Regions from separate parts of the Homo sapiens genome. Here region 1 is linked to region 2. A link is a loop called in an ENCODE intact Hi-C map of the cell type or tissue named here. Cell type or tissue: IMR-90. All regions are shown on one strand. Links, peaks and the distances in the headings refer to the core of each region. The heading gives the core; the rest is flanking DNA.

What was found. Hi-C counts contacts between places; a loop is a spot of excess contacts. Peaks named below come from ENCODE experiments on the same cell type or tissue, not always from the same donor. Only the 100,000 strongest peaks of a DNase experiment are listed, where the experiment ranks them.
Region 1: a loop joins it to region 2, with 2.2 times the contacts of the local background. A loop is called at or near these places in 1 of 110 quality-filtered maps.

Annotation. Positions count from the first base shown.
Region 1 is chr4:54,877,920-54,882,319 of GRCh38, reverse strand. No RefSeq gene overlaps it. Among named protein-coding and RNA genes, the nearest start is that of LINC02358, 35 kb to the right of the region's middle. In IMR-90, for the core only: no CTCF peak of the experiment used is centred there; a DNase peak (open chromatin) is centred at 2,519; H3K27ac peaks cover 691 bases.
Region 2 is chr4:54,959,141-54,963,540 of GRCh38, reverse strand. No RefSeq gene overlaps it. Among named protein-coding and RNA genes, the nearest start is that of LINC02358, 120 kb to the right of the region's middle. In IMR-90, for the core only: a CTCF peak has its summit at 1,975 (motif pointing right); a DNase peak (open chromatin) is centred at 3,750; H3K27ac peaks cover 1,219 bases; H3K27me3 peaks cover 276 bases.

The sequences.
Region 1 (4,400 bases), core at 267-4,266, 81 kb after region 2:
GACAACAAGTAAGAACTTTTTTTAAAATTAAAAAACAAACCCAGTGAATCGCTATAGACAATTAAGAAGGTCTCTCTGAGAATGTGACTTTGTGATGAAACTTGAAGGAAAAGACTATGAAAAGAATCTGGCTATGTGAGGAGAAGGGGGAAGACCCAAGAAGGGAATGCTATTGACAAATGTACCTGGGAAAACCAGAAGACCAGAGAGCTTGAGGGAGGACAGCACTGGGGACGTGTGAGATTTAGTGGGAGAGGAAAGCATGTGCTGAAAACATACACGAATGTGTGAAGAACAATTACAGAGCTTGGATTTTACTCTATGCAAAAGGAGAAAACATTGAAGGGTACTACACAGGAAAGAAACAGACTCCAATTTATGTTTTTAAATAATTATTGTGGCTACTCTGTGAAGGATGGATGCAAGGGAAACAAAATGGAAACAGGACGTTAGCAAAGTAGTTGGGTTAGAGAGACGCAGTATGTGGGGTTTGGGTGGTGACAGTGAAGACGGATAAATGCGAATCTTTCTGATTTGACTATAGAGTGATGAGAAGTGAATTTAGGAGTCTGCTTTCCTTCATAAATAACAGAATAGACAATGATGTCATTACTAAAATAGATATGCGATGGGAGGAAAATTTTGAGAAGGAAAACTGAGAGTTAACTTTAAGAAGTGGGAAATCAACAATCCAACCAGAAATGTGGAAGTTTATTTCCACTTCATATTAACTCTGGCATCCCATATAAGTGTTCATCCAGCTTACCTCTGAGCCTCCGCTTCCGGCAGCTAACTCTTGTTCCAGCCATAGTGTCCTTGTTTGTTTCACCCCCCTCGCTCCTAGCCCTTATCCATGTCTGTGCCCTTTAAATATATTTTTCTGTCAACAAATACCCTTTCCTATTATATTTCTGTCACTAATTTACCATCTGTTCACCAAGACTCACTTTACATCCTATTGCCTTTGGTCCCTATCCAGCCCATCTCCTATTTTTGTGTGACCCATGAGCTAAGAATAGTTTTTACATTTGTAAATGGTTATACAGTTTAAGTGCTTATGTAATAGTCTAGGTTTTGCCTCTTGGACTGAAAGCCTACAAAAAATGTACTATCTGGCCCATTTAAATTTGCTGACCCTTGTTCTAGATGCTTAGGAAAGAAGTTAATTCATTATATTCAATGGATTCCTTGGGGTGTTAGGCCTTAATACTCTCTTGGAACTCTGCTGAGGAGGCTAAGAGAGAAAGTACTTACCCCAAGCCAGGTGCTTTCTGATGTCTCAGCTGAATGCCCAGGTTGTTAGAGAGGTGTTAACAAAACAAGATCTCTTCTCTGCAGCTGAGCTACTATTCCCATCCTCCAGTACTGCTTGATCTCTACGATCTCTTTTCCTCTGTCAATCCTTTAGTAACCACTCTCTGGGAAGTCGTCCCCTTGACTGTATATACTAGACCTCAGTCAAAAACTCATGGATGAAATCCACAGAACCAGAGAACTCCTGGGCTCTTCCTCTGCACAGGTCCTTCTTCTCTGCTGTGCTCTTGTTATGGGCTGAATGTTTGTGTCCCTCTAAAATTAATAGGTTCAATTCCTAACCCCCACTGTGATGTTATTTGGAGTGGAGGCCTTTGGGAAGTAATTAGATTTACATGAGGTCATAGGGTCGGGGGGCTTCATAATGCGATTAGTGTCCTTAGAAGAAGAGGAAGAAAGATTAGCATTCTCCATCTCTCTATGCCATGTGAGGACACAGCAAGAAAGTGACCATTTGCAAACCAGGAAGAGAGCCCTCACTGGGGGACAGATTCAGTGGGCATCTTGATCTTGGACTTCCCAGCCTCCAGAACTGTGAGAGATAAATTTCTGTTGTTTGAGCCACCCAGTTGATAGTATTTTGTTATAATAGCCCATGCTAAGGTACCTCTTCTGCAGATTCTACCCATTTAAATTGCCCCAAATTCTGACCTCTGCCTCCTCAGCTCTGAAGGACCACTGTACTCTGCTTGGCTGCTTAGGCAGTGCTCTAAATTACCTAAGTGTCTCTTCTCTGTCCTGGCTCTAGCCTTTCCAGCTCCTGGCTAAAGTACAACTCCCATCTGAATCCTAGAATCCTAAAACCACCACTTATATTTATCTCACCTCCTGAAGTAATGAGATAATCTAGGAAGATGTTCTCAAATGGACAAGTTAGATAACAGTTAAGCTCAAATAAAAAGAAAAACAGTCACTTGTGGCACCGTTAATACTTGAGAGCCATATTCAAGCAAGACCTTACTCTAAATCTTGTTGTATATCATAATCACTTAAGGAGCATTAAAAAAATAGATTCCTGGTGATTTTTGCCTCATTATGTACTTTTAAAGGTACTTTAGGGGAATCCTCATACAACTAGCCTAACCCTGAATCTCAAACATATACATTTAGGAATTCCAGTGGTTATTTGTCATTTATCTCTACCCACTAGATTCATTCTCTATCCTTTACTGCTGGCCCTGCACCCTGGGGGCTGACTCATGCAGAAAGCATACTCTCATGGATGCAGTGTTCTCTCAGCTCCTTGGTTAGAGATTAGAGGGCCTGGTATCTCTTTCCCAGGATCCTTCTCAGAATTCTGGTTTGGATAGTGGTTATTCCCTCTATGGCCACAGCCAGTGGTTTGCTGTTGCTGTGGCTTGTTAAATTTCCAGTAATTTTGTGGGCCAGTTGCTAAACATAGTCAGTATTAAAAAATAAAGCACATATATATGTACAATTAAATAGATTATATTAAAAATAACAAATATTCAAAACCCATGACTTCCTAATTATTTTACTGCATTTTACTATTATCTATGCTTTTGAAGTTCCTTACCTCTACCTGTGTGATCAAAATACATAATGATGTGCTACTCTGCATCTCTTCCAAACTCCACGTTCACTGACCACATCGGTAGCTTGAAATTGTCCATAGTGGGAGGATTTACTGCATAAAAATCAGTATTACAAATAGGTTTTTTTTTCTCCTGAAGAGCAGGCTGTTAAACATTTCCCAGGAGGCACAGCACTGGCTCCAGCTACTATGAAAGGCTCCTCTTCCACTATCTCATCTCTCTTCAGGCCCTAGGAATGCTATACCCTGCCTTTGGGTCTTCAGGTCTATGGATGATAACAGTTTCTCCTCACTGTTAACACCTGGATTCTTGTTGGTTCTCTTACCTCTAGCCATACCTTCAGAATAGTCCCTTCATTAGACTCACATCAGTCAAACCCTTTTGAGTTGACATCTGTTTCCTACTGGATCCCTGACTGATACAGGCACCATCTCCAGAGACCAGTACTTTCAGAAGTGCAATTGGTAGAAAACAAATACTGTAAAATGTAGATAATTTTCACATTGAAGAAGGTTCATTGGTCAAACGTTTAAGAAAAATTAAATCTAACAAAAATAGGGATGTTTCTTTACTGTGGGACATCTCAAAACCTTTTATATAGGTAACATATTTTGTGATATACCTTAAACTTTCATGTCCTTTTTTTTTTTCTATAAAACTTCTATTGCAACCAATTTTCCAAGAAACACTACTATGGAGTTATTTTAAAAATACAATATTAGGGTCCAGGCACAGTGGCTCATGCCTGTAATCCCAGCACTTTGGGAGACTAAGGGGGAATGATTGCTTGAGGTCAGGAGTTTGAAACCAGCCTGACCAACATGGCAAAAACCCCATCCCTACTAAAAACACAAAAATTAACTGGGCATGGTGGTGCATGCCTATAATCCCAGCTGCACGGGAGGCTGAGGCAGGAGAATTGCTTGAACCCAGGCGGCGGAGGTTGCAGTGAGCCAAGATCACACCACTGCACTCCAGCATGGGCAACAGAGTGAGACTCCATCTCAAAAAAAAAAAAAAAAAAAAAAGAAAGAAAGAAAAAAAGAAATGCAGTATCAGTGTTAGGCACTATATTGGAAATTGACCTAAAACAGAAATGCTTTAGTAATTCTCACAATGTGTTTATATTTTTAAAACTAATGAAACTGATAGATGCTGCCATACTTATAAATATATACTAACATCTTTTTTATCCATTGACATTGAAGAATAAGTGTTGTACACATAAGTAAACATTTTAAATTTCTGAATATTACCCCCAGGAACAGCGAAAATCAATTTAAATCATTTTGAATGGAGAGCATTTTTAAATGTATGATGACTTTATGATATATGTATGATGACTACTTGAAACATTTCTCAGTATGCTTTGGCGGTCAGTAGCTGTTGATTTATCCCTACATGTAATGACTCCAAACTTTAGGTTTTATGTTTTCATGGATGTGCTTATTTCCCTCTGTGTCAGGTTGTCAGCTAACATTGCTTACAGTTGTCAATGCATCTAATTCTAGCTTCCCTCTTGCTTCTAAT
Region 2 (4,400 bases), core at 132-4,131:
GCCAGGGTAGGCAAGTGTCAGGATTCCAGCTCTGCTGGATTACAGAGACTTTGACGGACCAGAGACAAAATGGCAGCAGCTGGATTGTATGTCGTGGTCATGCCACCTCCCATTCTTCCCTTCCTCTCCTCACAGCTAGTGCTTCTCTGCATAAGCATTTGCCTCTTTGCTCTCATATCTATCCCTCTCTTCCTTCCTGTTCTGCTCTATATTCAAGAGGACAGTCCTTGCACACTACATGTACCAGGCTCCTTTGCCAATAGAGGTATGATTAATTCAGCCAACACAGGCACTGTTGGGAGAAGGAGGAGCAGAAGGGAGAGAGATTCCCCCTCTTTCCTTTGAGCTTTGGGTGTTCAAGTGGCTAGGCAGCCCCACATGGCTGCTTCTCTTGCTGGTGGTCCTGGCCCTGGTCTCTGGCAGTGCCACCTCTGCCCTCTATCTTTCCAGCTGCCGAGGCTGTGGCCACTCCCAGCTGTTGCTGACTTCTTGTGGCTTCAGTGTCCCCTACAATACTTTTCATTTTTTTTCCTGCACCATATGGAACTACCTGGAATGGATTCTGTTCCCCTGACCTGCCTAGTTGGTATATAGACCCATCACTTCTCCTTTCCCATACACTCCTCCCACCTTCTTCCTTTCTGAGGCTAGCATAAGGAGAGCTGAAGGACTAAGTCTCATTAAACTGCTCAAGGGATTTGTTATCGCAGGCAGGAACAGGAAACACTCCATCAAGTAAGGGTTCCAGGGCTCAGTGACCTGCATGTGGCAGAAAGCTCTATTTTCTTCCTTGGTCTTATGCCCTTGCCAATAACCCTTCATGTGACCTAGTGACAAGCATTATTCTGTATTAGGTTAAACCAAGGAATGGCTATCTTCAAGTATTTTTGATCTATAAAAATGGCAGTTTCATACGACTTGACCTAATAAAAAAAAGAAGTAGATAGGAAAAAGATAACAAATACATTGTTAACAATAATTGATAGCCAATAATAAAGCTAACATTGTGCGTTCACCATGCACAAGGCATCATGAGGTGCTTCAAACAGTGTCAATGATTGCAGACCCAGCCAGACACCTGCCCAAGTGCTTCATGTCTATCAAATCACTTAATCTTCAAAACAACCCTGCCGGGACAGTACGATTATATTCCATTTTATGAATACAGTACAGAAATGTTAAATAACTTGCTTAATGTCACACAGTAAGGGGCAGGCTTGGGATTTGAAGCCAGGCAGCTGGTCTCAACCACTACACTCTATGTTGTCTTGAACTAGACGGGGTTATTTCTATTTTACAGATGAGGAAGCTGAGAAACAGAGAGGTTAAATAATCTGCCCTATGTCACACAGCTAGAAATGAGCTAAGATGGCATTAGAACCCAGTGACACCCAACTCCCAAGCCTAATTGCCTCCCCCCTTCCATGCCTCTCTTGCACCAGTTTGTCCTTTGAGGTCTCTAACACTCCATTTCACTGGATTCTCTTATCTTTGCCTACAAAAGGTAATAACGTGTGGATTTCAACACAAACCCCTTGCACACCAATCTTTTGGTGAATTTATTGAGTTTCCCTTCTATGATACCCTGGGGCCTTACCTGTGTATGAAACTAATTCAGAAGGAAATTACTGTGGCTTGTATTAAGACCTCTGCCAGGTAAGGGATCAAAGTATCTCTTTCAAATGATATTCTAGGCAGAGTCAGACCTATCCTATTCCCTTTATTTCCTTCTTATAAAATTGGGCATTTAATGACCTTGTTTACACAGTGTATAAGTGTTTGTATGTCATATATGCACAGTGCCAAGAAGCACAGACATTATTTCTCTGGGCAACACACTCCATGTCAGTTTAGTGGTGATGTAGGGTAGGACCCCTGAGGTATCTCTGTCCAAAGATCTAGTGATCTAGGTCAGATGTTAACACGATCAGTGTGGAACTGCAAGGGTGCTGTAGCATTTAAATTGGCCATAAGAGGGCTCCATTTCTTTTCCCTAAATGTCCATAGTGATAATAGCTTTTGGGGCCACAGATGTGAAATGCTATTCTGGACACAGTAATTAAACCACATTTAGTGTAATTTACCAAAAATAAGTGAAATGGTTTGTTTGGTGGAACAATAAAGTCTATCATTTCTTTAACCTCCAAATACAAAGAGGGAAACCTTTTAATAAAATGAATTTGTTTCTCAACAGGCATTCACAGGGATTTCTCTCTTTTCTGTTTGGATGATGGCATTTGAAAAACAGTAATTCCATATTACATTTTCTTAATATTCCTCTCCTTTTTTTTGCAGTTGAGCATCGTAATAAATATTTCTGAAAAAGTGATAGTAATTGAGATGTCAAATGATCTTGAGCTTCCTTTTTAAGGCTGTATTAATCAGTGTGTAGTCAGGAAACCAAAAACCACATCTGATATTTTAACGGAGGGAATTTAATATGGAGAATTGATCACATAGGTATGGGAGGGATGAAGGAACAAAAGTAACCACTAAAGGAACCAGTAATTGCTGGAAGTAGCAACTACCCATAGGGCTGAGGAAACAAAGCTCAGGGGAAGGGGCATTGCCTGTGATTCTGTCAATGCTGAAATAGATGGACACTATCAATGCCAGGGTGAGGGGTCCCTGCTTGGGCAATAGTTGGGAGGAACAGCAGCTTCCTACCCCAGGCCTTCTGATATCCCACTAGTGTTCCCTACTATAGAACATAACAGAGAGCCAACTCCCCAAAAGAGAGATCTATAGATAGCCCCAGCATCACTGAACAGAATACAGAAAGGTAGCTTTGGAGCTGTGAGGTAATAGCTTAATAATTCACACAGTCTACCCCTTTGGCTATTCACATACCGTGTTTGAAGTTCTATACAAAAATAATAACTTTTTGCTTTGGCTATAGATGCTGTCATTTTCCATTAGCTTTTATATTGGAGATGGGTATACTAAGAAATACTCTGGGGAAACTCTTGTGTTCTAAATAGAGTTTTATAAAATAAATCTGATTTCTCTTAGTAACCAGGATCAACCAGTACAGTAATCCCCTACCTGCTAGGTCAGTGGGGATAGGAGCCCCAGGTGATTCACTGACACTCTCAACTTCTGAATCAGTGGAACAATTTGTGTGTCACCTGGTACAAACATTTCTCTATTATGAATATAGACCTCTGCGCCAGGTGTGGTGGTTGACTCTTGTAATCCCAATGCCTTGGGAGGCTGAGGGAGGAGGATCACTTGAGCCCAGGAGTACAAGACAAGCCTGAACAACATAGGGACACCCTGCCTCTACAAAAAAATAAAAAATTATCTGGGCATGGTGGCGCAAACCTGTGGTCCCAGCTACTCTTGAGGCTGAGGTGGGAGGATTGCTTGAGCTTGGGAGGTTGAGACTTCAGTGAGCAGTGATCTTGCCACTGCACTCCAGCTTCCAACCAGAAGAGCCCAGAGTTTCAGGAACAGAAAGCAAGCATTCTGGGAGTGGCTATTAAGGATACTAGTGAGATAAGCCACTCCCACTTTCATCCTTGCTTTCTGGACCCATATGTTCTGGCTAAGGAAGAAATTGGACCATGTATTCGTCACTGATTCAAAGCACATGAGGCATCTCGAAAGACAGAACCTTGACCTTCAGAGTATTCTCCCAAATTGTGCTGTAATTGAGGCTTCCATAGGCCATTCCACTTTTTATAAGGCCAGCTGCTTCAGGGTGATGGGCATGTGATGAAATCAGTGAATTCCATGGACATGAGCCCCTTGTCACAATTTTTGTGTGTGTGTATGTGGAATGAATTCTTTGGTCAGAAGCAATACTTTGTGGAATTCTATGCATGCGAATAAGGCATTATGCAAATTTAAAAATGAAAGCTTTGTTAAGCATGGGTTTTTGTGATGGCCAATACATATCTCAGCAGAGAATAATGTATTTGATAACAATGTGCTAAAAATAAAGCTACATCTGCCCTCTGTCCTGCCCATCCTCCCTTACAGACTTTCTTTGTTTCAAGGTAGGGCTTCTGTTTATTTGAGGACAGATATTTATGGGCCAAGGGCCTTATGGAAGGCAAGTCAGCTTTTCATAATGCCTACATTTCAACATAAGCCTGTTAAGAAGAAAAGGTAAAATAAGAATGAGGATGAGGTCATATATGCATTTTGAGGCAAATGTTTTTCTGAAGTTGAGTTGGCCTCAACATCAGTATTTATTTTCCTGAGCATCATGATTTCATGAAAAATGATTATCTCACACCACGTACATTCAATTATAATTTATATTTATGCTTACTTTAGGGGAGAAGTATGTAAGTGCATTGCTTTCATTCCAAAGGACCAAGAGCCTAAGCAGTTTCCCCTCTATTTGCTGGACATTGTGGTAGCAGTACTGTTCAAGTTTAATGTCAGAGTTC